6 separate regions of the Homo sapiens genome follow, and regions 2, 3, 4, 5 and 6 are each linked to region 1. A link is a loop called in an ENCODE intact Hi-C map of the cell type or tissue named here. Cell type or tissue: heart left ventricle. All regions are shown on one strand.

Region 1 (5,000 bases):
ATGGTCTGGAATGCTAGGAAGAGTCCAGAGCTTTGTGCTGCTTGGCTAAGGCTGGGGTTACAAAACCAGTCACTGAGGGTGGGATCCACCCCCTCTAAACCGAATGGCTCTTTACACGGTGGTGTAAGGATGGGTTCCCAAAGGAAAACCTGCATGCTGATAAGAGGGGAAAAGGAAGAATGATGCCAGAGAGACAACCAGTGGATGCCCACCACAGCCCTGGAAGTTCCTGGAAGTTCATGGATAAATACTAAGCAGTCTCCACGCCATTGAAGATCTCCCAACCTAGTGTGGAAACTAATGGGTAATTACAATAGGATGCCATAAGCCCGGTAACATAAGCCTATCCAATGAACAGAAGTAGCACAGAGGAGGAAGTGATCAGCTTTGTCTGGGAAGTCAGGGAATGTTTCACAGGGGAGTGAATATTTCCACTTTTAAAGGACAAATAGGAGCTCCCCAGGGGGCCGGGGAACATCATGGGCAAAGCCACCAGACCTCGGGACAATGGAGTGAGGTGGAGGCCCTGCTTTATTCTGGCTGGAGAATAAAATGCAACAGGGGAGTAACTGTAGGTAAAGCCAGAGAGCTGGGCAGAATCAGAGCAGGGGACCCTTGGTACTACGCTAAGGAGACTGGATTTACATGGGCAGGGCCTGTGAGATCATGGGAGGCCTGAAACTAGGAACTGACATCAGATTTGTATGTTAGACAAGCTTTGACAACATTGTCCAGGATGGATTCAAGACGCAGGACTGAGGTGGGAGGACAAGTTACAGATAATTCGTGTACATTGTAAACACTCCATAGATGTTAGTATATAGCTGCTCAAGAAGCAGTAGGCCTTTTGCTCTTATCCATAAGACGATTAACTCTGGACTCAACATCATGCTAGGGGCTGGGGTGGGCTGCAGAATAAGTCCATGGCATGGTCCTTGCCTTTAGCCGACTTCCAGTCCTCTGGGGAGGACAAAAGTACACAACCGATGTGAGAGCTAGCCTTTAATAAGGATAGATTCCTACAAGGTCAGAGAGTACCCAGAAGGCAGGAAGCTTAGTGGAGGAGGCAAGACATGACACAGGGCCTGGAGAATTTGGAGTGGGAAGCTGTCTGCTAGGCAGGGAATATGGGCTTGAAGAGATAGAGACAGTCAAGGTTCTGGGAGATCTTGAAAGCCATGTTGATATAGTCACAGGAGAGGGAGGTTCGTATTCTTCATGCAAGTGGCGCTCAGTAAGGACAGAACCATCTAAAGAAGATAAGCCTGGCTGTAGCTCCACAAAGAACAGCCTGACCCCTAATCCTGGGGTCTGGGGCTGGGGCTGGGCTCGTGACCTGGAGCAAGGGGTGTGGAGTGAGAGGCATTGAGAAAGCAGACACAGGAGGGCATTCCATGGCAAATCTCTGCCTTAGTTCCCTTAACTTTCCTTTGCTTCTGCCAACAAGTTGTTATTTATTCCCTGCTTGGGGCTATTGTTTCCCATTCCTTTGCCCTTGAGGTGGCCACTGTCCCCTTTCTTTCTGCCACTCCATTTCCCTCTGTCCTTGTCTTTGCCCTCTCTGTCAAAATTTGGCTCAAAGTGCCAGAAAGCCATACCTGATTCACCCTACCTGGGGCACCCCCTCCTTTGCCCATGTCCTCAGTCCTCTTCCTCATGGGTGAGCTCTCCTGAATGAAAGGTGAGATTATGGGTCCTTGGAAGATATTTTGCATGTGTCTGCGGGTGGCACCTGCTTTCCCCAACAATACAAACCATCAGGCCTCCCGGCGGCAAAGTCAGCCTAGTCCTCATTCTTCATATGGATAAGTAATTACTATGCAATTAGAAAACACAGAAAATGAAGGGGCCCTTTGTTCCTGGTTGCTTATTAATATTAATTTTTTTAAAAAGGTCTCCCTTCCCAGCTTGGGATCCTACAGAACAGGAAGCAGACAAATAATGCCTTTGAACAGCTGTGATGGGCTGTTGAAATTAGATCTGTCAGGGGATGAGAACACCACGATGGCAGCCACTCCGTGGTATAGGCTAAGAGGGTTCCAGGGGAAGGTATCTTGTAAGTGGTCAATAGAATGCTAGAGACACATCCTAGTCAATTTGAATACAATAATGATAATAGATGTTAATAATAATAGCTCACATGTATTATGAGTGAGCCAAGTACCATGTCAAGCCCACCTGCCTTATCCCATTAAATTCTCATAACCCTATGAAGTGAGCACTGTCATTCTCATTCCCATTTTAAAGATTTAAAAACTGTAGTTTGGAAAGGATAGTAGCTTATCTGAAGTGGCAGAGACAGGATTTGAGCCTAAGCCTGTCGTCATTCTGTCCTCTAAGCCACTGTCAGCGGACGCTCCATCGTACCAGCCCTGGGATGGCTGAGCCAGGCTCTGCAACCTTAAAACAGACACTCAAGAAAAAACCACAGCTGCTCTTAACTAAATTCTCCATTATCCTTGGGGGAGGAGATAACCCCAAATCATTTACGAGTGGCCTCAGGAGGCGGTATAAGTATTTTTTGCACCTGCTCCTGCTGTTGCAGACACTGCCTGGCTTTGGCTGACAGGTTTCTGGTCCCTGAATGCACTCAGACCAATGTCAGACAAAGGAGGCCGGGAGGAGGCGTGGTCGTGTAAGAGGAAGCCAGCCTGAAGAGAATTATTGGAAGGGAACCTTTAGCTGAAACAAGGCTGAGGGAAGTTAGCCAATGCCCAGAAGAAACTAGGCGATGGAGCACGGGCGGGCTTCTCTGGGAAGACAGACGTCCTCTGTAGGGATGAGTCAACATTTTTTCCTGTGGGCTGCGAGGACCGCTTCTGGAAGGTCGCTGGGAAGCCCCGCCCGGCCTTAGGGCTGGGAGGGGATTGGCTGCCCAGTTGCTGGGGCTTTGCTCTGAGCCAGTGGCGGGGTGGAGGGGCGGGGCCAAGGCGGGAGCAGCGGGCTTCTTGGCCAATCATCCTGCAGGGAGGCTGGGCACCCGGTACCATGGCAACCGCGAGCAGGGCCTCATTTGTTTTGTAGATGAGTAATTACTACACAATTAGAGAAAGCTAAAAATAAAGGGGCCCTTTGTTCCTGGTTACTTATTAATATTAATAAAATGGTCTGCCCAGGTCTGTGGTAAACATTTGATGCCTGCGTGCCTGTGGCAGAGGCTTGTGTAGCCGGGAAAGGCACCCCAGCCCCGCTCGCCCCTCTTTCGGGAAGTTATTTCTGACTATATCCTGGAGAGGGTGGGCTTCTGACCTTGGGGAGAAGAGGAGAGGCTCAGTGTGACAGACATAGGATCCAGGATGTCCTGGAGTCCGGGTCCGTCACTGACTCAGGTGGAAAGGTGGCGGCAGCGTCACCATCCTTCAGAGAAAAGACAGACACACAGCAGCAAAGCAGACACTATGGACCGGTGTCAGAGGAAACCCCTAGTCCAGTTTTGCTGTGTCCTTCTGTGTTTTCTGGCTTTTGATTGATCAGCTCCAGGTGTGTAAAATAGTCGTTAAGTCTTCAATGGAGGTAGCCCCCAAGACTCCAGTGACTCCCCTCCCATCTGGCTTAAAGGGCACATTCCGTTCAGGCTTGGAAATGATCTGCTGGAGGTTTACACTGTGTTCAGGGTTGTCCCCGTGGCTCCCCATGCCCTGGCCTTCGAAGTTAAAGCAGCTGAGAGGCTTGCTTTCTATTCCTTCTCCCTCCTAGGGGGAGAGGTTGCCTTGTTGATTACTCCAGTGAGGATGATTAACAGCTTAAAAAAAAAAATAGAGGCAGCATAAGAGCATAGAAGGCAGAGTAGGGAATCAGAAGACTTGGTTCCAGGCCTGCTTCCACCTCTACTAAACGAGGAATTCAGACTAAAGGGTCCTTGGGAGCCATTTCAGCTCTACAGCTCTGTTTTGCTGCTGTTTCCAAAGCTGGAAATCCCTTTTCCTTGGAGATAGGAACAGGGACAGTGACAGTGCCTTAAGATCTGAGAGAACAGGCCGGGCACGGTGACTCACGCCTGTAATCCCAGCACTTTGGGAGGCCGAGGCGGCTGATCACTTGAGGCCAGGAGTTTGAGACCAGCCTGGCCAACATGGTGAAACCCCATCTCTACTAAAAATACAAAAATCAGCCAGGTGTGGCGGTGTGTGCCTGTAGTCTCAGCTACTGGGGAGACTGAGGCAGGAGAATTACTTGAACCCGGGAGGCCCAGGTTGCAGTGAGCTGAGAGTGCGCCACTGCACTCCAGCCTGGGTGACATAGCAAGACTCCCTCTCAAAAAAGGGGAAAAAAAAAGAAAAAAGATCTGAGAGAAGTGAGTGGAGAGAAAGCCAAGAGGTTCCAGGTGATAGGAAACTTCGTGGGAATTTGAAAACAGCCATGAATTGTTTAATGCATGAAGGCAATGGGAGGGACAGAAGCGGTTCCAGAACTGTGTATCATTTTACACATCTGTCCTCAGACTTCCATCCTTGGGTGTGGTTGATTAAATCTCTTAGGGTTTGATTCTGTGTGGATGGTATTCATGAATAATAGTGGACCTGTTAATAGCTGCTGTCAATGAGCAAATCAACCCAGAGATTGTGGCCAGTTCAGTGGCTCTTGAACTTTGCTGCTGTTCCTAATAGGAACTTTGATCCTGTTAGGATCACCTGGGGAGTTTTTAAACTGTGCAGTGGCCAGGCTGCATCACAGACCCATCAAACCAGAATCTAGCAGGGTGAGCCTCAGGCAGGCCCAGTGTGTAACACGGGGCTCAAGTATCATCATGTTCTTGCTGGATGTAAAGCTCCATAACATCTTTGTGGCTGTCACTGGTACCCCAGCCTCCTCTAACTGGGAGGTGGGGAGGTGGGGCTGGGATCTCTAGCCTGCTGCTGTGGAGCCCACGGCTCTCCAGCCTCCATTAGTCTTCCCAGCAGGGTCAGGAAGGCCACCCTCCAGGGTGGACCAAGGGGTTTTTGTCCTCATAGAGGGACCCTCCTGTCTCTCTCGAGGACAGGCCAGTCCTGGCTGAGATT
Region 2 (5,000 bases), 220 kb before region 1:
ACAAAGTGCCACAGGTGCTGTGAAAAGAAAGCACAGTGTGTCCTACAAGAGAGAAGGGGACCTTATTTGGATTGGGTGGTTATGGAGGGCCCCTTCTGAACATGTTTGGCCTTCTTTGCAGCAGCCTCCACCTCCCAGCGCCTGGGAGACAGTGCACCAGTAGAGGTGGGGTGGGGCAGGTGGTTTAGCCCGAGCTGGGGTGCCTGGCTGGGGACGTGCCCAGAGGAGTAGGGTGTGCGGAAGGCAGGATGGGGTCCCCACAGCAAGCTTTCCTCTCCCTGACTGGGCCACCTGTTGCAAACAGTCAGGCCCCGAGGAATAGCCTCCCCCCAGGGGGAGTTCAGTAACGGGTACCATTTCTCAGAAGGGGCTGGCCGCAGAGATAAGACCACAGTGCCAAGGGGGCCATAAATTGTTACCTGTGCCCTTCAGTTACCCCTTCTTCCTCCATCCCCTCCTTCCTGAGCCAGTGGGGTTAGATTTAGCAGCAGGGCTTCTGTTCATGAGATGGAGCAGAAAGCAGACTTTCTGGAGGCTGGGCATGATCACTGAGATGCAGAGCACTGATAGGGAAAATCAATTTAATTTCTGTGGCTCCGTGACAAGGAGGGGTGGCAAGCAGGAAGGTCAGGCCTGTTTTGAAAGCCACAGTTCAGTTAAGAAAATAAAACACTCCCTCTAAGGAATTTTTAAAAATACAGTATTTTAGGAGGGGGAAAATGGAAGTGGGTCAAGATGAGGGATTTAGTCGGAGGAGCAGAGCAGACCCATGGCAATCCCAGTCTGACCGGAGCCTAGGGCCTGAGGGTTGCAGGTCTCCCATAGGAATTTTTTTTTTTTTTGAGACTGCGTTTGTTTCATTCTTGTTGCCCAGGCTGGAGTGCAATGGCGCAGGTTGCTCACTGCAACCCCCGCCTCCTGGATTCAAGCAATTGTCCTGCCTCAGCCTCCCAAGTAGCTAGGATTACAGGCACCTGCCACCACGCCCGGCTATTTGTTTTGCATTTTTAGTAGAAATGGAGTTTCACCATGTTGGCCAGGCTGGTCTCAAACTCCTGACCTCAGGTGATCCGCAGAGGCATAAGCCACCATGCCCGGCCTAGGAATTTTGTTGTATGTCTGTTGAGTTGAGTTGCTCAGGACTTGTTGCAGTAGGGGACACTTTCATTAGGTTTCTGTTTCCCGAGGCATGATTTAAGGCACATTTCTCCGTCCCTCTGGTTGATGCTGGGGAAGGCTTGGCTTCTGGCAGTTTTTGATTGCTCAGATCAAGCCTATGTGATTCATGGGATTTTACAGGTTGGAGGCTGAGAGGTATTTGTAGGTCTGGATGAGGATTTGCACTCAACCTGGTTGTGGCATGTCGTAGTCAAACTATGGCCTCACCTGATTTAGAGGACGAGGAGGACTCTGCAGAAAGCACTTCCTTGGCTGTTGGTAGAGATTAGATATTTGCGGGCAGAGAGTTGGGTCAACCCAAGCCTTCATCAACATCCCACAGGGACCTCCCTTGAGGTGACTTTCATTCATTAGATGGAGGATGGCATTGCAGGTCCTGTGCCAGGCACTGGGGAGATAGGCTTTGTCTTTTTTTTTTTTTTTTTGGTGGCATCTCTCGCTCTGTCGCTCAGGCTGGAGTGCAGTGGCACGATCTTGGCTCACTGCAACCTCTGCCTCCCGGGTTCAAGTGATTCTCCTGCCTCAGCCTCCTGAGTAGCTGGGATTACAGGCGTGCGCCACCTTGCCCAACTAATTTTTTGTATTTTTAGTAGAGAAGGAGCTCACAGCATAGTAGAAGGCTCAGACTTTGGACTATTTCCTAAGAATCTGATAAGTGAATACATTTCCAGGATTCTTAGCGGATGGCCCGAAGTCTTGGGATAGTGTGTGAGGGCCAGAGGGGAAAATTGAAACAATGAAGAGAATTGAGAAATTCCTCATTGGAAACTTCTGTCTGTGATGCTTGGGGTGGGATAAGAGGGGGGGTCTGTTCTAGCTAAGATTCAATACCAATGGTTATCTCTTTGATTATAGCTTAGGGTGAGGCTGAGTGATCTATCTCCACTGTTTGGTCTCCCCAGAGTTAGCTGTTTATTTCAAACCACCAGTCACTTGTGGTGTTTTGACCTAGAAGCCATGCAAGGCAGTTTGAACTGTGCTTGAAAGGGTGGGGAGGCAGGGCTTGTTCTGAACTGTGAGCTGAGGAGGCAGCGATGGGTGCCCTGTGCTCTAATAGAGGTCTGAGAAGTGAACTGGGTGGCCAGCTGGGTCTGCCTGCTGAGAGCTTGCTGGGGCACAGGAAGCCGTGCCCCTCATTCCCTTTGAAATAGCTTTGTGTTTGTCATTCTTGTGACTTGGATACCCTTTTGGACCCCGTATCTGTGGGCTTAGCATCAGTCAGATGCTGTTTATCAGACAGTCTTACCTGGGGTTTGTTATCCGTGTGTGTGTGTGTGTGTGTGTGTGTGTGTGTGTGTGTGTGTGTGTGTGTGTGTAGCGTGGCTGGGTCAGACTGGATTCCTTGTTGAGCATCTAGCTAAAAGAGGTTAAGAGGAGGCTCATATACTGCTGAAGGCCAGAGGGCTTTGCTGAACGCTGGTCATCTTAAAAACGAGCTGGGCTATTTATAATTTGGCAGGCTGCCATGGGACTTGAATGAATGGCAGTCTGTGCAGGCTCACATACTCTGTGTACTGAGTCTGAGCGTGGGTTTGTTCATTTATGTGCCCCTGTGCATGGGTGTGGATGTGATTTCCTGGCGTGCAGGGTAAGGACTGAGGAGGTGGGGAAGCAGGTTTTGCCCTGGTCCTCTGGTCCGCCAAGAGGCCACAGGTACCCTTATTTATGCCTGGGATGTTGGTGTTTCTGGTATTTTAAGCCACAGAAACGTTTGAGGGAGTAGACCTGGACTATCTCTTTTTACTCCTGAGGAAACTAGGCCAGAGGGGTTCCCTTGGGCTCAGAGGAGGCCTCGGGTCAGGGGCCATCCCGGGTGGGAGCTGTAGCTCTGGCCAGCTTGCTCCTGTCAACACTGCCCCCTGCCGCTCTCCCAGGGCTGCAGGGACCTGGTCGTGCTGGAGACGGATGTTTTCAGGCAGCGCTTTGTAGGAGGCAGTGACGCTGGTAACCCACTAATGTGAGGATGAAGTCTTTGTATTCTGTTTCCATTGACGGGGACGGGTTTGCAGAACCACCCACACCCTTGCCTGGGCCTGGTGACTCATGAGGACAAGATGGCTGACCAAGGAGAGGGAGAGGTTCCACTCCCTCCAAGGCCCAGGGCTGACTCTTTTTCATGCATTTGGTGCTAAATTGCTGCCCTGAGGCTCTTGAATAGCTTGTATGAACTCTGGTCCACCCCTCTTGCCTCTCCTAAATCCCTTGGGAGGTGTCCCCATGCCCTACACACTGCCTGCTCTGTCACCTCACCACCCTGCAACCAGCTGGGCTGGCTGGTTTTCACTGCTGGGAGGTAGATTTTTTTTCAAGAAGTATGAAAGTATCATTGGCATATAGACAGACCTCTGCACTCAGCTGGAACTGGGTTTTGAATCGCAGCTTCAGGACTCAATAATGTTGTAAATCTCTGAACTTCTTGGAGACTTTGTTTTAGGAAGACAGGACCCTATAAGACAAAGTCCCTCTGTGAGGTCCAGCACAGAAGGCATCTCTCACCAGGGTCCCTTTCTTTTCCCTTTTCTCTCAGCCTGATTCTGTGCTTTCTTTCTTCCTTTTCGTTGTTATTTAAACTTATGCATGTAATTTCAGCCTCATAAGGGACATTATGTAGATTAATTGCCATATGGGAAGTACTTAAAGCATGTTGCCTGGCACACAGTAGGTGTGTAGCAATAGTAGTCATTGTTTTAGGCAAAGATGATGCCTGCAGGGGTTTCTTTCATTATTATTTCACTATTTATTTCATAATTGTAGCTTCATGGGGAGGACAGAAGGGTGAAGGGATCTCAGGGAGGCATTCTTCCCTTCACCCTGGAGACCTCCCTTGCTTGGCTGTACATTTAAACTGGCCTCCGCGTGGGTTCATGGTCCTGTACATCAACACAGCTGATTTTTTTTTTTTTTGAGACAGAGTCTTGCTCTGTCTCCAGGCTGGAGTGCAGTGGTGCGATCTCGGCTCACTGGGTCCTCCACCTCCCGGGTTCAAGCGATTCTCCTGCCTCAGCCTCCCAAGTAGCTGGGACTACAGGCGCGTGCCACCACGCCCGGCTAATTTTTGTATTTTTAGTTGAGACGGGGTTTCACCGTGTTGGCCAGGATGGTCTCTATCTCTTGACCTTGTGATCTGCCCGCCTCAGCCTCCCAAAGTGCTGGGATTACAGGCGTGAGCCACTGCGCCTGGCCAACACAGCTGATTTTTATAAACCTTCTAGAGACATTTGCCTTCTTGGTTTTTAAGCATAAACAACCTCACTTTTGTAAAGGGGAGTTGCTGTAAGATTCAGAACTTGGAGAGGTTTTTGTGTGGGCGTTTATTTTTCTTAAACAGCACGAGGTTTGTGGGATTCTATAGGGTTTTGTACAGCCTGACCAGCAGTTAGCCATCTCCCCTCCCCTTCTCCCGGAAGAAATGGGTGTTTTGTTCTCCACTGGCCTCTCCTCGTGTGTTTCTTCTTCTGGGAAAAAACCCACAACCCCAGGTTCTGTTGCCCAAGATGAGACTGGATGAAAATCAAGAGGGGTTGCTGACGAGACCCTGGAATGCCCAGAGAACAGAGGGGTGGGAGCGAGGGAGGCGGTGCTGGCCTGGGGCCATCTTACTCTTCCTTTCTTCCTGACAGGTGTGTAGAATGGCATCTCCTGCCGGCACGCTGGGGGCCTGGGATACCTCTGGCAGACAGTGCTGGAAATTTAATGCTCCTTGAAACAGGAGAGCCTGAGAATGCTTACAAAAATCATCCTTATTAAAGTTTGAAGGGATGAAGAAAAGCGCTAATGGGAGAGACCCTATACTTACAAACCCACCTTGAAGGGGTTAGGGG
Region 3 (5,000 bases), 540 kb before region 1:
CATCAGATCTCATGAGAACTCACTATGACGAGAACAGCATGGGCACACCGCCTCATGATCCAATCACCTCCCACCAGGTCTCTCCCTCGACACATGGGGATTATGGAGATGACAATTCAAGATGATATTTGAGTGGGGACACAAAACCTAACCATATTATTCTTTCCACCCCCCTTCTTCAGGTGACAAGTTACAGTCCAACTGGTCTTCCTCTGATTCAGCTGTGGAGTGTGGTTGGAGATGAAGTAAGTTCTGCCCTTCTTTTCCTTCTGTGTTGCTGGCCCGAAGTAATGGATTGATTAGGAGCTGGTCCTGGGATTTGTTTCCTCTTGAGTTAATCAGAGGATATAACTGTAGACAAGCACCTCCTAGGGAACACTTTGGATGTCCTGATTGGCAGTGGTGATGTCAGTGTCCTCTAGTGGGTAGAGGCCAAGGATGCCACTAAACATCCCATAGTATTCAGGACAGCCCCCCACAGCAAATAATTATCCAACCGCAAATGTCAATAGCGCCAAGGTGGAGAAACCCTGTGCGAGACTTTCTGGGACCTTCTGTCTGTTGAGTTTTTCTGTCCTCTATCTTATGGTATGAAAGCTTAGATTTCTTCAGCATATTAAAAAGCCTATCCTGGCCAGGTACAGTGGCTCACCCCTGTAATCCCAGCACTTTGGGAGGCCGAGACGGGCAGATCACTTGAGGTCAGGAGTTTGAGACCAGCCTGGCCAACATGGCGAAACCCCCATCTCTACTAAAAATGCAAAAATCTGCTGGGTGTGGTGATGCACACCTGTGATCCCAGCTGCTTGGGAGGCTGAGGCAGGAGAATCACTTGAACCTGGGAGACGGAGGTTGCAGTGAACCAACATTGTGCCACTGCACTCCAGCCTGGGTGACAGAGCAAGACTCTGTCTCAAAAAACAAAAACAAAAACAAAAAAACCCTATCCTTATGCCACAGCAGCCAACAGAATACTTAAATAAATGTTCCTGTTGGCTAGAGCATAAGCCATGTCCCCCACCCTGTTACTCTTTTTTTTTTTTTTTTTTTTGAGACAGTCTTGCTCTTGTTATCCAGGCTGGAGTGCAGTGGCGTGATCTTGGCTCACTGTAACCTCCGCCTCCGGGGTTCAAGCGATTCTGCTTCAGCCTCAGTAACTGGGATTACAGGTGCCTGCCACCACACCTGGCTAATTTTTGTATGTTTAATAGAGACGGGGTTTCACCATGTTGGCCAGGCTGGTCTCGAACTCCTGACCTCAGGTGATCCACCTGCCTCAGCCTCCCAAAATGCTAGGATTACAGGCATGAGCCACTGCGTCTGGCCTACACTGTTACTCTCATACATCTGTTGCCTGCAGTGGCAACCGGGGAGGGGAGAACTCATGTTGGCTAGGGAGATGGCCCCAGGATGCCATGGACAAAAGCTTTAAGGGAACTTTCTTTTCTAGGTGGTGTTGATAAACCGGTCCCTGGTGGAGCGAGGCCTTGCCCAGTGGGTAGACAGCTACTACACAAGCCTTTGACCCCCATGCTGCTTCCTGAGAGTCTTTTTTTGCACTGTTGAAATTGGGCTTGGCACTCAAGTCAAAGATGAACATCGGAATAACAAACATTGTCCTCTCCAGAAAGTCCTTTCTTTCTCCATACTGTAGTCCTATTGAGAAGACATTTCGTCTCTGAGAAAAAAGGATGGAACTATGGGTTCTCTTCGCAAAGCCAAAGGATAGTGTTTAACAAGCCAGCTGGCTTATGCTGGTTCTCAGCTGTTTAAAAAAAAAAAAAAAAAGGAATAGAAACAGTTTCAACCAGATTGTCCTATTCCCCCTGTTCCATTCCCCTCTTCTTCCTTCTATCTCCTTCCCCGGCAAAAACCAAACAAACTGGCAGACAGGCCAGGGATGTATGTTGCTTGCTTGAGAGGGTTTCTTTTACTTCAAAATCTTTCTTCAGGGAGCAAGACATGAACTGACTAATTGGTATCCACTACTTGTACAGCTTACATAAATGAGTTGATGATATTTAACCAGTTTTTATAAACTTCATTTAGGTCTCTAAACACAGACTTTTTAAATTGCAACTGTAAATATGAAATGGTCATCACATCTGACCTTGGTCAGTGGGGAGGGGAACTGGTATCCTGCCAAGCCTGGTTGTAATTTGTAACCATTTTCTATTTGTGCAAACTCTGTAAATATGTGTTTAAACAAATGTAATATTTTGTACAAGATACACTGGAGAACAAAGGGAACTCAAGATTCTTCCAGCCACATGTCACCTGTAGGTAGAAGTAAACTCTGCAGTGCAGCTTCTGCTCTTGGCCCCTCTGGCCAGGGCCCCTGTGGCTTCCTGCACACTGGACAGGTGACTGTATGGTAGAGACTGTGATCTGGGAACTTTTTGCTGTACAAATCTGTTTAAAAAAAAAAAAAAGTAACTCATTGAATTAACTTGCAGTGGTGTGTTTGATTCTTTTTTAGACTGGCTTCAGCATTGTGCAGTTTAAAAATAAGTAAGTAACTTACATAAATCTTCAATTGTATGAACTGCAGCTTTGAGTCCATTTTTTTCCAGTGGTGAAGAATTGGCGGGGGGGGGGTGGTGAGTGTGGCGAGCTGGATCACAGGCCCCACACAACTGCCTCTGCAGGAGACCCATGGTTTTTTGAAGACAATTTGGCCAGAAATTTCTATCTGGCCTTTTCCTCTCTCTCCTTGTCCCACCAGGTGGCAGCCAAGCGTCCTCCGACTTCTTCACTGCATGTTAACTGGCCAGACTCAGTTTAAAGCACTGGCTTCCAAAACGGGTTGTGCCTTCTTTGGTTGTCATTCTTAATAGATTCGTGAAGTTATTTAATTTACTGTAGTGATAAGAATGATGTAAAAAATACATGTAAGTTATGGGATGAGATACTGCCTCAATTTAATAGCCCCTGCTCTTAAAGAAGGCTGGCCACTGCAGCCCAGGCCTACCCCAGTGCCCCGCCCCTGCCCCCTACGTTTGAGGCCTCTGGCTGCAGGGCTGTTGAGCTTGAGCTCTAGTTTTTAGAGAGCTGACGTAGCCTGAGGGTCATTCTGATTGGAGATATCCTCCCACCGCACACCCACTCCTGGGAGCTCCTCCCAGTTCCAACCCAGCTGGCTTGTTCTTTCCGTCTCTGTCCTGGCCAAGCCTGAGCTGTGGCCATTGTCAGGTGCCCATCTTCCCCTCCATCCAGGTTCTCGCCTGTGTGGTTAACAGCCTCTGTTTCCCTCATCTGTAAGATGAGATAACCTCATAAGGCAATTTAATCATGGAAATGCCCTCTGCTTCTACAGTGCTTGGTCCCAGGGAGCTCCCCTGCAGTTCCTTAGCCACTATTGGCTTTAAGTCCTGGCAGGAATTGGGTGTGACTTTGGCCAGGTCACCATACACCCAGGTCTAAGCTTTTCCTCTATAATCCAGCATTGCTGGAGCATGAAAAGGTCTACGGAAGCCTTCCGACTAACTTAGGGAATGCTCACAGAGCCTGGTGTGCAGATTTAGCTTTTATCTCCAGGGAACCATTGAGGGGTTTCAAACATTAAAACATGCTTCTGGTGCAGGGAGAAGGGTGGGTGAGGTGGAGGTGTAGACATGAGAAAAAAGGGATTCCCCTGGGATGGAGCCTGGGACAGACAAGACGTGATGAAGTCAGGATCCTCAGATAAAGCCCCTTGGGCTTTGATGAGTGGGATGGGCTGCTACCCGGGACTCCCACGCCTTAGAGTCCTACCCTGCAAGGGTGCCTCCATTAAACTCGGTTTGGAATGCTGGAGGAAGAGCAAGTTGGAGGCTGGTGAAGGACTTGTACTCCTCGAATAAATGCTTCTCAGATTGTTGCCTTTGATTAATTTCCAGAGTTCTGAAAAACTTGACTTTTAACCATTTTGCCAGAAATCTCATTGTTCTTAAGGAGGAGCAGATTTATGAAGGTCCTCGCTCCATCCCTCTGCAAGTCAGCTGCCCGGGCAAGTGCATTTGAGACGCCCTCTTTTAATTACCTGTGGGGCATCCAGGGGATGTCTTGGTGTGAATTGGAAACTCACGGGAGAAGCCAGTGCTGGCAAGAGATCTGGCAATCTGCCCAGGGTGTAGGGGAGAGGGGTGGAATGCTGGATGCAGGAGGCTAGAGCTTCCACCCTGTTCTCATTATAGGCATTGGTGTCAGTACTGCCCCTCTGGTCTCTGGGGCATCACCATGGAGGCTGGGTTTTAGGGTTACTGCTATACCTTGTACAACTTCAGGTATGCCACTTGTAGACATCAACATCTGTCAGACGATAACTAATGTCAGTTCTAAGATAAAATGAGAGTTGTAGCTAGAGTTAGGGAGTGCTTACTGTGTCAGGTGCTGTCTCTTTTACAGGTAACACTGAGTCCTTGACACAACCCAGGGAGGCAGGGACTCCGTAGATGAGCAGACCCAAGAGGTAGAAGATGGTGATTTTGGAAAGTGGTTCGTGGATAGAGCAGAGCTGAAACTAAAAACCAGGCTGCTACCCCAGGCCAGGTGCTCTTCACCACCACCCCTAAAGCAGCGTGGATTCATCTTGCCCCAGTCCACATCCCCAAATAAATGCCACAGTGATTAAATGATCAGTCCATGGAAAAGCTTTGGAACTTAGAGTGGGAAAGATACCATGACAAGAGAGATCAATGATTTTGCTTTTATGGAAAATTTAAATCTTAAGTAACATAAAGCCAAGAGACACCTGCAGCAGCTAGGGCCAGAGAGTGGACGTTTTGAATCCGTGATAACGTAAAACAAGGAAAACTGGCCAGGCACGGTGGATCGCGCCTGTAATCCCAGCATTTCAGGAGGCTGAATTGGGTGGATCACTTGAGGCCAGGAGTTCGAGACCAGCCAGGCCAACATAGCAAAAACCCCATCTCTACAAGAAAAATGACATGGTGGCACGCACCTGTAATCCCAGCTACTTGGGAAGCTGAGACAGGAGAATCGCTGGAACCTAGAAGGCG
Region 4 (5,000 bases), 57 kb before region 1:
CCTACCCCTCTGGGTGCAGGCCTTGGAGCATTGCTTGCAGAAGACACGTGAGGCATGCATCTCTTGGGGTAAAGGGCTCGATTCTCCTGAGTGAGGTGCACGTGTCCTTGTCCCCAAGTCGGGACCTGCTGGGTCACTTAGAGGCACCAAGAGAGCCTTGGAACCTGAGCCTGAATCCCAGGTCCACCGCTGGTGATTCTGTAACCACAGGCGAGTGCCCTACCTGTCTGCACCAGTTTGCTCCTGTGGGAAATCAGAAGGTTGAGGATGGCTGCCTTTTGCAGCTTATATAAAGCTCTGCTTTGATACCTGGAGGTCTCGGCCTGTTCTGTTGTAGGGTATGTAATTGGGTAGCCTTGAAGGAATCAGCCCTTGATAACTTCACGTTTCCCCCACTGGGCCTAAGCCAGGGGCCAGCAAATTTTCTGTAACGGGCCAGAGAGTCTCTGTCACATCTACTCAGCCCTGCCATTGTAGCACAAACACAGTCCAGGCAATATATAAATGAAGGGGCGTGGCTGTGTTCAAATAAAGCTTATTTGCAAAAACTCATGGCAGCTGGGTTTGGCCTGCTGGCCACAGTTTGTTGACTCCTGGACTAAACTAATCTAGCTCAGAGCAGGCCCAGTCAGGGTGCTCCTTGTCTACAGGGGTCCAATGAAAGGCATTTAGCCAAATGGTCAGCCAGTTTCACTATTGAGCACACATTATTAGGGGCAGAGTAGAAAGGGGGTGCCCCAAACAGGCACACGAGTTTGGGGATAGCAGCCTGTGGAAAGTATCAGTGCCTTCATTCTTTGGGGGAGCCCCCAGGTGGGGAGTGACACAATGGTCAGAACAGGGTGCTGTCAACCAGGGCGGCCTTCCTGGTAGAGGGTGCCTCAAGTCCTCAGTGCTGAACCCCCTTCCACTTCCCAGCTTTGTGGCCTTGGGCAAGTTACTTCTGTGTTTCGGCTCTGTGGTTCCCCTTTCTATAAAACAGGTTGTGGTAGTGCCTACCTCGGAGAGTGCTGTGACTTAAGACTTGTAAGGGGTTTGGAACAGAGCCAGGCCATGGCACGCTCTCTATCAGAGTGATAGATTTTTTCACCACTGTCGTCATTGTCATCATTCTTAGAATTATTTTACTGAGCAAATAAAGAGTTAGCAGGTAAGGAGGTCCTCAGCAGATTATAAGTCAGTAAAATGCAAGTGGTGCGGGACCTGGGCAGGACTGGGTCCCGAGCCTGCGGGGCAGGGATGGAGAGTATGAGGTGGGCACTCTCAGTGCCTCTGGGGATGGTCCTAGGAAAGGAGGTGGTGCACCTCCCAAAGCAGGAGGAACCAAGAGATGTGATTGTCTAGGTCCTGGAAAAGCTGAGTCCCACTCTTCACCTGACTCATTCTTTAAGAAGGTTCCAGAAAAATCCACTTCTAAGAGCAAAGCCTACTGAGATCTTAGGCCTGCTACCCTTCAGCCCAGGGCATACCTGGGGGATTGACTCGGAACAGGGGATTCTGGGGAAGGAAGGGCAGAAGGATAAGAAGGGAGGAGGGTCCTGAGCTGTCCTCTTGGACTCAGGGCTGCGGTGCTGTGACCAGCCCATCCATGGAGGCCAGCCGCAGGCTAGGGTCGGCTTCTGGGCCCTGCCACCTGGCAAGGTGCCCAGTGATTGGCTCACCCCCCCACTCCTTCCAGCTGCTCCTCCTCAGCCCTGAAGACAACTCAGTCGGGAACCAGCCCAAAAGTGGTGGGTGTATTTGTGTGTGGGGAGGGGGGCGGGTAATGTGGGTGGAATTAACTAGGCTTCTGTATTCACAATCCTATTTGTAGCATCATTCTCACTCGTAAGCTAATTTTAGCCATCCATTCTGCTTCTGTTGCCATTTATAAAATGAGAATGTCAAATGCAATATTAAACAAGCAGGATGAAGGCAAAAAAGGAAATGCCAGAGAGGCATTTAATAAATGAATCTGGTGTTTACGTGGGAGAGGGAGAGATCCTGCCCCCCACGCATCACACACGCAAGCGCGTGCACATGCTGTTTGTGTACAGGCTGTGTTAATGAGAGCAGAGTGATTAGTGTGTTGGGGGAGGCCGGGTGGTTCGGTGGTAAATGTTTGTTGCTCTTTAGGCAGAAGTAATTTGGCCTGCAGGGAGTGGCCTCCCAGTTGCCTGAGTGGTTCGCTTGCCCTTCATCTGTCCTCTGGCGATGTCAGTGTAGGCAGGGCCAGGGAGGGCAGTGGTCTGTCTCCTCAGTATCTCAGCACCCAGTGCCTCTGGGCTTTTCTGAACGTGCTGCCACCAGCGTCCCCGTACTCCACCCCCAGGGCGCAGGGTCATGAGAGGGGAGCATGGAGACCACTAGGAGGGGCTGCCCCCCCTTCTCTTCTGCCTCTTCCCCGCGCAGAAGGCAGGGCATGAACAGTCTGCGCCCGTATGCAGCTGCAGAGACCAAGCCCAGAGTAGCGTGGCTCTTGCCTGGACTCTTGCCAATTTCTCTTCTAGTTTCACTCTAGTTTCCCCAGGGCCTGGGAGTTCTGTCCCTGGTTCTTCCTTTGCCCTCTTCTTTCAGCTGCCTCTGCCTAGAAAAGAAGGCTCAAGCCATACCTTTTATTTTCTCCCTCTTTTAAATAAATGAAGTTAGGCCCCACGCAGGGCCTCTGGCCCAGCCCACCGTGCCCTGGGGTAAGCACTCCTCCAGCCTTGTGGCGGAACCTGAGCACCTGCTGGAGGCTGAGGTTTCTTTCCACTTTGAAATGCCCTTGCAGGTTCCCAGAAATGAAAAGGAGGACAGCTGCTGCTGCCACCATCAGCTTTTTCCCCAAATAGTGCGGCCTGGGAAGCTCTCTTTGCACATCCTGCTGATGAAAGCAGGGAGATGGGACCTACCTGGCCGACAGGTGCAGGGAGGGTTAGGGAGAAAGGCAATGACTGTGTGCTAAGAATCTGCTGTGCTGGGGAGGCTGCTGCTCTCTCTCTTCCTCTTCACTCCCCATTCTGGGATTTCAGTGAACACAGATGTGACCTGACTTCATCACCTTCAAAGGCACTCACCTAGGCTCCATGTGGAGAGGGCAAGGTGTGACTCAACCAACTTTATCCAGTGCAAGCACTTTGTAGGATTAGCTCCGAGAGCCCTATGGGGTAGGCACAGCTGTCACTGTTTTAGAGATGAGAAAATTGAGGTGCAAAGAAGTTAGTCAGCTGGTCTCAGCTCAGAGAGCCGGCAAGTGGAACAGAGATTTAAAGCCAGGAGCCTTAGCCCTAGGCTAGACTGCCGTATAACAGACTAGGAGGCACCCACTCTCAGATCTGGGCAGGGTGGGGGCTGCAGTTATTGGGGTACATCTCAGGTGATATTGGGGACCAGCTCCTCTCTACCCATTGCCCAGATTCTGAGGACCTCTGAGGGAAGAGCCACATCTCAGCCACATTCATTTCTGTGTCCACACCCAGCCGCTGCTTGGTAAATAGTAGATGCTTAATGTTTATTTTTGGTTTATGACCTATTTTACTTTGCCATCACTGATTGTAATAAAACACTGAGCAGAGGAAACAATGGATGAAATTAATTCTGGAAGTGGTAAGGAGATCAGTTGTGGAAGCTAGCATCGGGAAAGGCTTTGTGAACTAGACGCAGATAGGCCTTGAGGGTTGGGTGGAGAGTGTGGGGAAGGGCTGTGTGAGGTGGGGTGATGGGGGGGGGTGGCTGGCAGCCAGAGACCCAGAGGAGGGAGCAGGGGTTTTGAAGCTGGGGGTCTATGATTGGATTCTGACTGTGCTTTGTGACCTTGGGCAAGTCATTCCTTAGAACTTCTGTGTCCTTTTCTGCTGTAACTACGAGGCGGGTAAGGCCATCGCACAGAGGAAATGAGGCTCCATGCAATGAGGGAGTTGACAACCATGGACATTCTTTGAGGACTTCTGTGTGCCAGGCACTGTGCTTTATATCCATTATGTGTATATGTTATGTAATATATGAAAATTACAAGGATGTTGTGGCTGTGCCTAGTTATGGATAGCACTCAATAAACAGTGCGTGCCTTCCTCCCCAGAGTAACCCTCCTGAGTCAAGATTATAAATCTAACAGGTCTCTCAATGCCTTTTGCAAACAGGTCTGGGCCATTTATAACATGCATGTGTCCTGGAAGGTAGACATTCCTGCTGCCTGCCTTTCCCTATGGAAGCTGGCAGCTCCATTTCTGTTTGCACAGTAACCCCTTCCTCTGTAGACTGCATGGGCAGGTCCCACATCCATGAGGACCTTTTTGCAGTAGAACAAGGAAAGTTATCATTTACAAGTAGGTCCCCTGGTGCTTGGCCACACGCTGGTCCCTGTCCACAAGGACAGTGCCTGATTATGATGTCTGAGAAGGGAGGAGGGAGGGTCTCTTCCGCTCACTTTCCAGTATCCACAGTGACCAGCTGGGAAGCCTGTCTGTGTTAGGCCGTTCTCGCGTTGCTATAAAGAAATACCTGAGACTGGGTAATTTATTTAAAAAAGAAGTTTAGTTGGCTTACAGTTCAGCGGGTTGTACAGGCATGGTGCCAACATCGCTAGGCTTCTGGGGTGGGGCCTCAGGGAGCTTTTACTCACGGAGGAAGGCAAAGTAGGAACAGGCACGTCGCTTGGTGAAAGCAGGTGCAAGCAAGCGAGAGAGTGCAGGGAGGTGCCACACATTTTTAAGCAACTCCGAGTAAGAGCTCACTCATCACCAAGCAGGTGGCCCAAACCATTCACAAGGGATCCACCCCCATGAATCAGAGGCTTCCCACCAGGCCCCACCTCCAACACTGGGGAGTACATTTCAACATGAGATTTGGGCGGAGACAAATATCCAAACTATATGACTACCTGAGTTTGCAAAGGAGCAGAAGGGCTTGTACCAGTGAGGGAAAAGGACTGCAGAGTGGTTAGGGACCCTTCCCCTGCCAGATTGAAGGACCAGGGCTTCCCAGCACAGCTGCCAGGATTTACAGGGGTGCAATTGCTGCCTCACCAACCCCCTAGCCCC
Region 5 (5,000 bases), 200 kb before region 1:
CAGAGCGATCGAGACTCCATCTCCAAAAAAAAAAAAGGAACACCACAACTGACTTGCCCTGTGTTGGAGATGGCTGTGCAGATTTAGTCTTGCTCAAGGGCTTTACCAAGGGTTGTGCTCAGGGCACAACTGGGGCTAAATTCCAAGGCCTGCTGCCTTTGGGTCCGTAAATCTTCATTGCAGATGTTGATGTAGTTTCCAGGACTGCATCATCTTGGAGTTTATTTTAGGCAGATGATTGCCTTCTAGGTCATTCTCAACCATTTAAGTATCCTTGGCAGGAGAACTTATCTGAATGGGCCAAGGCTCTTTGAGTTGGGAGCAAGGCGTATTTTCCCACCCAATCTCCATGCACCCGGGTCCTGTGGTTTCATTGGCACTTCATTTGGAAAGTTGTTGGCTTTTGGGAGGAGAAAGGAAGGAGAAGTTTGGCAGCATCCTGTTCCAAGGCCTAGAGTTTTAATGTGTGGTCAGACTGTTTATTGATTAATTGGTTTTCAAGAGGGAAACATGTTCTTTCAGGACATAGGGTCTCTAGGACAAAAATAACTTTAAAAGAAGAGGTGGAGATGTTAGAGAACACTCTAATAACTCCTATCACTTCACAGCTGGGAAACCTGAACCCCCAAAGGGGTAAGAGATTTTAGAAAGTTTCACCAAATTCCCCATTTCTCTGGACAGAATTGGACTCTAGATGGAGGACTAGACATTTTCCCCTAGAGCCGTGTTTCCCCAGGGCATTGAGAGGTGTTAGGAGATGCAAGGGCTCCATGGCCGTACATGTGGCAACTCCTAAATTAAACATTCCCTAAATGCAGGACTTCTCAGAGCATTTACTCTGCTAACAAGTGGTCTGCTTTTCTAAGAGCTGGTTAAGGTAGGTAATGATTCCTTATTTGGCCAATGAACTTATTTTAAGGAGACTAAATTATCTTTAGTCTTTAAATTATTTTAAAATTATTTTTCTCCTAGAAGACCCTATGTCTTGAAAAATATGTTTCCCTCTTAGAAACCAATTAATAAATATTGGGAAGTCAGGCCAGGCACGATAATTCATGACTATAATCCCAGCAGCTGGGGAGGCTGAGGCAGGAGGATCACTTGAGTCCAGGAGTTTGAGACCAGCCTGGGCAACATAGCAAAACTCTATCTCTACAAATAAAATAAAATCAAATAAAATAAAATTAACTAGGCATGGTACTGTATGCCGGTAGTCTTAGCTACTCAGGTGGCTGAAGTGGGAGGATCACTTGAGTCCAGGAGTTCAAGAATGCAGTGAGTTATGATTGGGCTCCTGCACTCCAGCCTAGGAGACAACGTGAGACCTCGTCTTTAAAAGAAGAAATAAAATAAAATAAAATAAAACTAAGAAGTCAGATGAATTCTGACTCAATAAATTGAAGTCAGATAGATATATTTTTATCAACTGGGCATATACATATATAAAAATAGATATCAGATACCATATTGCATATATATAAGTACATATTTTAATAAACTATATTAGCCTGACATATATATACCTTTTTTTTTTTTTTTTTTGGAGATGGAGTCTCGCTCTGTCGCCCAGGCTGGAGTGCAGTGGCGCGATCTTGGCTCATTGCAAGCTCCGCCTCCCGGGATCACGCCATTCTCTTGCCTCAGCCTCCCGAGTAGCTGGGACTACGGGCGCCCACCACCACGCCTGGCTAATTTTTTGTATTTTTAGTAGAGACGGGGTTTCACTGTGTTAGCCAGGATGGTCTCGATCTCTTGACCTCGTGATCCACCCGCCTTGGCCTCCCAAAGTGCTGGGATTATAGGCGTGAGCCACCGTGCCCGGCCACATATTTTTAATATATGTGTGTGTATACATATTTTAATCTCTCAATGGCCATCAGAGATTTAGGTCACAGTGTTACCATGCTTTAGTCAGAAGGAAAGAACTCTGGGTCACTGTGCAATTTCTGGTTGGCTTTTGGAAGCTGACAGCCTCATTGCTGATATCTTCTTCAGGAGCACAAAGTCTCTGACTGGGAACTGCTGGCTACATGGATGGAGAGCCCCTCTCCAGCTCTAATACTCTCTGTGTTCCATGCCTCTGGGTTATCAGCAAGAAGCCCAGCTGCTCGGCCCATAACTCAGATCAGTTAGCATATAAACTCCAGAAAATAATTGCCCTCTTAATTGCTACTGATACCATGTCTTGAACCAGGCTTTGTTCAAGGTGGGATACAGGTGGGACACAGGCTTGGTTCACAGGTGGGAGGGTGCCCTGTGCAGGCCGTGGGAGGATAATTTGAGAATTCCCTTGCCTGTCCCTGCTCCGCGGTTGCTGGGCACCTGGCGAGAGCGTTGGGTTGTTTGCTTTGGGTAACTATGGCAGATCCTTTTAATTGCCACCAAATAACTTCAGCTCAACCTCGTCAGTGGTTGTTTTGCTGCGTCGCTCGGAAGAATGCCTCCCTCTTTGTAAGAGCTGGATGGATGGGAGCTTGGCAGAGGCAGGCCAATGCTCTTTAATGTTTTCCTTCCCATTTAATAAGTGTTGAGTAAAACTTGAGTTTAGGGTGTTTATGTGGCACAAAAGGTAAACCATTTGTGGTGTTTTGGAACCTGGGCTAAGTGTTTCTCACACACATCCTCATGACATGGTAATGACTACCTTTGTGTTAAACTTGGGTCACTGTCAACTTTCTTCTGAAGTGCTCCCTGCTTTGTTTTGGGGGCAGGGGTGGGAAAGGAATGAGGTGAGAGAAGGTGAGGTGAACATGGGATGCCGCACGGGGGCATTGTCCTCAGTCGGACTTTCTAGAAAAAGGCATCACGCGGCCTGGAGACAGGAAGGGAGAGATTTTAATCATCTGCTGTGGCTTTTGCTCTTCTGACATCAGAATGGTAGGAGGCCCTGAACTTTTGACCTCTGGCTCCAGGTCCATAAATGTCCCGAGGTTCCCAGGAAAAGGAAGACTTGTTAGATGGGAACCCTGATGTTTGATTAGAGCAGCTTTTAGTCACTACTGTCATGTGTTTGTTTATTCAGGCACCAGTTGCATCTGAGTAGTGGTAGGTCCTGGAGACAGGAGGCACAGCCTTTACTCATGGCCTCATGGTAAGGTAGAGTCATGCAGAACATTTAACGAAAGTATGGCTTGGCCGGGTGTGGTGGTGACTCACGCCTCTAATCCTAGCACTTTAGGAGGCTGAGGCAGGAGGATTGTTTGAGCCCAGGAATTCAAGACCAGCCTGGGCAACATAGCAAGACTTCATCTCTACAAAAAATTAAAAAATTAGCCGGGCACGGTGGCTCACACCTGTAATCTCAGCACTTTGGAAGGCTGAGGCGGGCAGATCACCTGAGGTCAGGAGTTCGAGACCAGCCTGGCCGACATTGTGAAACCCCGTCTCTACTAAAAATGTAAAAATTAGCTGGGCGTGATGACAGGCACCTGTAATCTCAGCTACTCGGGAGGCTGAGACAGGAGAATTGCCTGAACCCGGGGGGTGGAGGTTGCAGTGAGCCAAGATCATGCCACTGCACTCCAGCCTGGGCAACAGAACGGAACTCTGTCTCAAATAAATAAATAAATAAATAAATAAATAAATAAATAAATAAATAATCAGTTGGGCGTGGTGACACATGCCTGTAGTCCCAGCTACTTGGGAAGCTGAGGCAGGAGGATCACTTGAGCTTGGGAGGATGAGGCTGCAGTGAGCTGTGGTTGCACCATTGCACTCCAGCCCGGGTGACAGAGCCAAACCCTGTCTTGGGAAGGAAAGAAGGCAGGAAGTTAGGGAGGGAAAGAGAAAAAGGAAAGGAAAGGAAAAAGAGAGAAAGAGAAGAAAAGAAAAAGATTTGATGGGCAAAATCCTGTCTTTGGAAGGAAAGAGGGGAGGAAGGTAGGGAGGGAAAGTGGAAAAGAAAAGGAAAAAGAAAGAGAAGAAAAGAAAAAGATTTGATGTACGCCACCATGAAAGCAGGTAGAAGGCAGAGGAATCATGAGGAGCTGGATGGGTTCACCTGGGGAGAGTACTAATGGGACATGAGGCACCCCGCCTGTGTGTTTGGAGAACTACAGCAGTTTGCAATGCCAGAAGGAACAAAGGGAGGCGAGGAACCATGGCAGTAGGGTGGAGGTGGGCAGGGGCAGGTCCCAGTGGTGCTAGGAAACTTGTACTTTATCCATAGGCAGGGGAGCTGTGGCTTCTATAGCCTTCAAGGGGAGGTCACCATTGAGCCGAGAAGGGAGAGGAGCTTTCTAGGCAGAAAGCGTGGTTGACTGAAATGGCAGAGTGTGTTCTGAGGAGGGTGGCAGGCTCTGGGTGGTGCATTTCTTCCGGCCAAAGGAGAGACGTGAGGCAGGAGCTGTGTGTCTTCCATACTGTGCTCACTCACCATGCTCAATGCTCAGAATCCCTCCTTGCAGAGGCTGCAGCCCTCTTTGTAGGTGCTTTGGTGGAAAGTTAAATTTGATTGTCCTATGGGCCTGTGGCAGGGGCTGCAGTCTCCCCTTGTCTCAGTGCCCCATTTCCTCTGAAGAGTGGGCATTGGCAACACCCTTCATGACACTTGAGCTTGTGCCCATGGGGTCTGCCGGCTTCTCCCTGCCCTTGACCCGGCCGCAGAGTGGACTGCACAGATCACATGGGTGCAGTGTTGTCACCCACTCTTCTCTGGGCTCCACACACAGACAGCATTTGGCCTGCTCCCCGAGGGCCACACGGTCATCCTAGGCAGCTGTTCAGTGGTAATTAGTCAACCCAAGTCTCACAGGTTCAATGACTCATTGTCTTAAATTTAATAAGTACAGAAAAACAGAGTGCTGATGTATTAAAAAATTAATCCTCCTAAGAGGTAGCCTCGGCAGAGGGGCTTGGAATGAAGGGAAGCAGAGGGAATGTGCAGGGAAGTAGGAAATTTCTCCTTCTGGGGCCCGGGCTGCTGTCGGGAACAGTAGGGCAGAGCCCCAACTCTTGGATTTTTTTTTTTTTTTTTTGAGACATAGTCTCTTGCCCTGTCA
Region 6 (5,000 bases), 420 kb before region 1:
AAAAATTAATTAATTAATTAAAAAAAATGAAAGAGATGATAGAAGATGGTGGTGTAATGTGAGGTTGGAAAAGCAGACCTAGAACATACCACGGAAGGTCTTTTAGGTGACAGCAAGGGGGTTCGATGCAGTGGGAAACCGCTGGAGGGATCCGACCTGCATCCCATAAAGACCTCTTTGGCTACTGTGAGGGAAACAGACATTTTGGGAAGGTTCCAGAAGTCAAGGTAGAGGAAGACTAGTCTATAAAGCGGACCGCCTTTGTGAAAAATCAACCTATGAAAGAAGCCAACATACAAAAGATACACTGGAAGTGATCAAAGACTTCCAAGAGCAGCCGGGAGGTGGAATCTCAAGTCCAGATGTTGAATGAGTTGGGTGATTGTATGGGACAGAACCAGAAGCTGATGAGGGGCCCAGGATGCAGATCAAAGAGATGGGATGAGCAGGCAAATGCCATTTCTTTTCATTCCGCCTATTTTGCTTGAGTCACCAGTTTGGTAAGGGGAGAGTTTCAACCATCTGCAAGTAATCCAAATGCTTTTACTAACCTGCCTACCCATCCACACCCCCACCAAAAAAAAAAAAAAAGAAAGAAAGAAAGAAAAATAAGAAGCCAACCCCAGAGCTTGTACGCCTGCATTCTCCACAATCATTTCTCTGTGTTACAGCTCTTGTCATCTTACATTATACATGAATAACTAATCAACCAAACACAAACCCACTGATGAAAAAAAACGCATGTTGGATCTAGAATGTGAGCAGGGTAAAGAGTAATATTAATTTCACTGGCAAATAACAAAATGGGAGCAAACATGAGGGATGTTAAGACAAGACTTGTGTTTTTGAATGCTTCTGGGAATGGAAACTCTCCAAGAATCAAGGGAAAGGGGAAGAAGGTTGGACATATTTGGAGTGCACTAATACCAATTCTTTTTTCTTCTGGTATGCATATGTGACTATATGCAACATCATCCTGGGTCAGGCCAACTGGTCATTTAAACCACCATGCTGTCTGCCTCACCTAGTCGAACAGTTCATATAATGATCTTCCACTATTCCTTAATGGACATACAGGTGTTAGTCTTAATGCACCAACCAATATTGCGATAGGCTGGAACAAAACCTTTTGCTCTTTGAATGTCCACAGTGAGTAACACTATGCTAGGTATGTAGTAGGTGCTCAATAAATGTATCTTTCACACACTTCCTAAATGAAGTCTATTTCTTCCTTCATCGTTTTCCTGAAAGATCTTTCTTGACCACTAAGGATGAACTCCTCATCTCCATGTCCAGTGAGTGGTTTAGAAATGTTTTAGTCTTCCTCCTCCTTGACTTCATAATGGCATCTGACACTGCTGTGACACTTCAGTTGTCTTCTGTGACTCTGAACTTTTCTGGTTCTAATCTTTTCTCCCTGATGGCCTCTCTACCCTGACCTCCAATGATTTCTTTTCCTGTTTCTGCACTCGAAAGTCCATATTCCACAAGGACTCTGCTTTTCTGTCTTGTCACTCTTTATGAGAAATTAATTGTATCTCATTTCAAATCAATGCATGTATCTATCATCCTCTGTCACATTACATGCAAAGTATCTGCTTATGGATCTGTCTGTCCAACTAGACCTCAAGCTCCTCAAAAACAGATCCCTCACTGTGTTCGTCTCTGTGCCTCCAGTACCTGGCACAGAGCTGGACACTCAGTGAATGCTCCATACACACGGGCCCAACTGATCCATTCTCAAATTATGCTCGGAGTTGGTAGATTGGGCAGAAATTATTACCCCCATTATATAGAGAGGGGACCCCAAAGCTCAAGGAGGTAAAGCAAACATTAGAAACATGATTCCTGTGACTGGCTGTGGAGACTCCGTGTAATAATCATTCTGGTATTGCCAATTGCAAAAGGACTGTAAAACTAATAGAGATGCTGTCTAAATACCGACATCCAATCCTTTCATGCTCTTCTGAGCAGGCTTGAATTTTCCAGTGCCTCTCTTAAAATACAGCCCGCAGGACTGAGCATAAAACTGCATGTGGCCTGACCTGCCAGCACGCGCTGGGAGTATTGCTTCCCTCCTTCCACACTCTGCTGTGCTATTAATAGAGCCTCAGATTGCACTAGGGTTCTCAACAGCCTCCTCGCGCTGTAGGTTCACATCAAGCTGGTGATCAGCTAACCCCCCGGGTCTTTCTCATGCAATGCCTTCTGTCAGGCCAGGCCTCCCCAGCAGCCACTTGGGCAATGAATGTTTTTGAATGCTCATGATTATTTGTGACTTAGACTAGAAGGTACAACACCAGATCATGCCCTTCTTTCTCATGTGGCATTTTGCTGAGTGGGTGATGGGGTCTTAGGGGTCCTGTTCAGGACCCAGAGCTGTGGCCAGCCACTGGGGGCCACCAGCATCATCGGCCCCACAAAAGTAAGAGGATGATGGCGAAATTAATTTTCTGGCTCACTTCAAATTATTCTTATGTTCATCCCTACTCCTCTTGGATTAGGTCCTTTCTTGGTCTTGTTCTAATGCTGGGTGTTTGTATGCACAGCCTCTTTTCCCTCCCACCCATGGACACAGCCACATTTTGATTTCTCATGCCCTTTCCAAATAGTAGTAGTATTTTTAGCATGAATATCTTGCTCAGAAATTGGCTGTACAGTCTATCCCCTATTGTCTTCACATCTAATACTTTTCTTTTTTCCCTCTGCCTCTCCTATGCATCAATACCACGTTTGGCTAAAGAGATTTGATTTTGACCTATTTGAATTCTCCCTTCACAGATGACAGCCCTTTCTCCCTCTCCTTCCTTCCCTTCAATTAGTTTTTTCAGCCACTTGGAATTAGCTGATGGGTGATTGTAGAAATTGCAACGTGGGCTACTGTGGTGGGTCTCAATGTCAACTCCAGGAAACCTCTGAATCTGGGGGGCTCTGGTTTCAGAATCTGATAGCCAGGCCCTGAACTCTGGAATGTGGGGCTGTGACATGAGATACAGCTTCTCTTTGCTCGGCCACTAGAGGGAACTGAAATGTGGGGCGCAAGAAGGCGTTTCCTCTGTTCGCCAGACGAGGGCGCTCATACCCATGGTCCTCCAAAGTTGGAATTTCTCGCCCCAAAACAGATATTGTCGGGTTGGCCTCCTTGTAACCCAAACATACGATGGGATGACATTACAGCTGTGCTACTGATTGCTGCTTTGACCGCCTCCTATGCTGTGTAAATGGCCAAAAGCAAAGAATTATTAAAAAGCAGGCCCAATGTTGTCCAAGCTCACGTGTGGTTTGTGGGTCTATGTGTTTGCTGCTGGCAAATTTGCAAGCAGATGGGACTCCAAGGCAAGGCGTGGAAGTGATGATGGGAACGTTGGAAGTTCACAGACATAACTTGTAGAGTGTGTGAGGCCGGGTGCGCGGACCCTGTGTATCTGCAGCTGCGATACTTAGATTTCAGTTTGGCAAGGCAGGTCACGGTGGAGATGGGGCAAGCTGCAAGGGTGGTGGAGAGGAGGAAGGGAAGGTGACAGTGGCCCTCTGTCAACTGTTTCCAGGTGGAGTTGAAAGGTGTAATCATTTTCTTCTGGGGGCCTTGGCACCTTTCATCAAGACGAAGTTGGTGACTGGTTTAAAAAGATTTAAAAAATTAAGCTCGAGAGGCCAAAGGAGAAAATGGTTTCCAGGTGGAAAGGGCTTGACAGAATGGTGCTCTTGTGCCGTGACTCCGAACTCCGTGGAGCATTCCAGTGGCCCACTGTACTCCCACCCCTCCAGGCAGCACTGGGAGGCAGCCAAGTCTAGGAGGCAAAGGGCTCCCTAACTGCCAAGCAGTGAAGATGTTGAATAAAATATTTACTTACACGTTTAAGAATAATGATGACAGCATGACAAACAGTGGTGAAACAGCTTTAGGGGACATGGAAGGGCAGCCCTGGGATATTTTTAATGAGAACAGTGACTTCCTGTTTAATTCCCGAGGCTTGTCTCTTTTGCCTACCATACCCACACTGGTATCACAAGATACCGCCCATGATTGGGGAGGGGGTTCACCAGACTGGCCTAGGGAGTCCCCTGCAGGAAGCTGCCACATGGAGAGGCTACAGCCAGCCTCACTCCCAACCCTAAGCTATTGCCCACCTTTTGCAACTCCTGAAGATTACAGCTTTCTGATCCCTTCCCCCCCCCTACACCAGAAGGGTCCTCTGTTGTGGTCATTCAATAAATGATATTTCTTAATTAGGAATCTAGCTCTTTCTTATTCAGCTGGACTAATAAGCACCCTATGCCCTGCTTGGGTGTGATAATTTTGAGTTGGAGACAAGGAAAAAGGAGTGAATGAAAGGGAGTAAAAGTCTTCACCCACAGCACTAGATTTCAGCTATGCCCAACGTGAAAATGGAAAGGGAAAATGGAAAAAAAAAAAATTGGCCAAACACGCTTTAGGTTTGTTTTTCCCTCCTTTTGGGAGCTTTTTGCATTTTCCTCCCCAATTTGGAAAAAAAATGAAAGAAAACAAATTTCTCTATCATTTAAATAAAACAGACCTTTATGTCTCTAAATATAATACATCAAACAATGTTAGGAGTAACTAAATTATACATAAAGATACTTGTTTGTTAGATTGTTAAAGGCTGTTTGAAAAATAGAATTTCGCTGGTGAGGTGCCTCACACCTGTAACTCCAGCACTTTGGGAGGCTGAGGCAGGTGGGTCACCTGAGGTCAGGAGTTTGAGACCAGCCTGACCAATATGGTGAAACCCCATCTTTACTAAAAATACAAACATTAGGTGGGCTGTGATGGCACATGCCTATAATCTCAGCTACTCAGGAGGCTGAGACAGGAGAATTGCTTGAACCGGGGATGTGGAGGTTGCAGTGAGCTGAGATTGAGCCACTGCACTGCAGCCTGGGCGACAGAGGGAGACCCTGTCTCAAAAACAACAACAAAAAATAAGAATATAATTTCACTTTTTGTCAGCCTCACATCCTCCATGGTTTTGTGTGTT

The links. Hi-C counts contacts between places; a loop is a spot of excess contacts. Peaks named below come from ENCODE experiments on the same cell type or tissue, not always from the same donor. Only the 100,000 strongest peaks of a DNase experiment are listed, where the experiment ranks them.
Region 2: a loop joins it to region 1, with 2.2 times the contacts of the local background. A loop is called at or near these places in 17 of 110 quality-filtered maps.
Region 3: it touches region 1 in a loop (2.3-fold over the local background); 52 of 110 quality-filtered maps call a loop at or near these places.
Region 4: a loop joins it to region 1, with 3 times the contacts of the local background. A loop is called at or near these places in 84 of 110 quality-filtered maps.
Region 5: a loop joins it to region 1, with 2.3 times the contacts of the local background. A loop is called at or near these places in 4 of 110 quality-filtered maps.
Region 6: a loop joins it to region 1, with 2.0 times the contacts of the local background. A loop is called at or near these places in 87 of 110 quality-filtered maps.

Annotation. Positions count from the first base shown.
Region 1 is chr17:57,660,262-57,665,261 of GRCh38, forward strand. All of the region lies in intron 11 of MSI2 (musashi RNA binding protein 2), which reads left to right. Among named protein-coding and RNA genes, the nearest start is that of MSI2-AS1, 54 kb to the left of the region's middle. RefSeq lists a silencer at 2,701-2,993 and an enhancer at 4,172-4,778. In heart left ventricle, a CTCF peak has its summit at 2,605; a DNase peak (open chromatin) is centred at 2,920; H3K4me3 peaks cover 1,054 bases; H3K27ac peaks cover 3,029 bases.
Region 2 is chr17:57,437,973-57,442,972 of GRCh38, forward strand. The region is part of intron 6 of MSI2 (musashi RNA binding protein 2); the gene reads left to right. Among named protein-coding and RNA genes, the nearest start is that of MSI2-AS1, 170 kb to the right of the region's middle. RefSeq lists a silencer at 2,757-2,816 and an enhancer at 3,227-3,286. In heart left ventricle, a CTCF peak has its summit at 3,047 (motif pointing left); a DNase peak (open chromatin) is centred at 3,079; H3K27ac peaks cover 1,366 bases.
Region 3 is chr17:57,118,800-57,123,799 of GRCh38, forward strand. AKAP1 (A-kinase anchoring protein 1) reads left to right here. Exons shown (of 11, transcript NM_003488.4): 10 at 183-245; 11 at 1,451-2,545. The coding sequence ends at 1,525. Among named protein-coding and RNA genes, the nearest start is that of AKAP1, 36 kb to the left of the region's middle. In heart left ventricle, a CTCF peak has its summit at 2,722 (motif pointing right); no DNase peak of the experiment used is centred here.
Region 4 is chr17:57,603,215-57,608,214 of GRCh38, forward strand. The region is part of intron 8 of MSI2 (musashi RNA binding protein 2); the gene reads left to right. MSI2-AS1 (MSI2 antisense RNA 1) reads right to left here. Exons shown (of 3, transcript NR_110807.1): 2 at 3,039-3,144. Among named protein-coding and RNA genes, the nearest start is that of MSI2-AS1, 2.7 kb to the right of the region's middle. RefSeq lists enhancers at 1-345, 2,000-2,895, 2,925-3,174, 4,707-5,000. In heart left ventricle, no CTCF peak of the experiment used is centred here; DNase peaks (open chromatin) are centred at 1,096, 2,171 and 2,378; H3K4me3 peaks cover 461 bases; H3K27ac peaks cover 3,328 bases.
Region 5 is chr17:57,456,576-57,461,575 of GRCh38, forward strand. All of the region lies in intron 6 of MSI2 (musashi RNA binding protein 2), which reads left to right. Among named protein-coding and RNA genes, the nearest start is that of MSI2-AS1, 150 kb to the right of the region's middle. In heart left ventricle, a CTCF peak has its summit at 2,751; no DNase peak of the experiment used is centred here; H3K27ac peaks cover 486 bases.
Region 6 is chr17:57,240,257-57,245,256 of GRCh38, forward strand. No RefSeq gene overlaps it. Among named protein-coding and RNA genes, the nearest start is that of MSI2, 14 kb to the right of the region's middle. In heart left ventricle, a CTCF peak has its summit at 3,047 (motif pointing right); DNase peaks (open chromatin) are centred at 2,068 and 3,055; H3K27ac peaks cover 1,048 bases.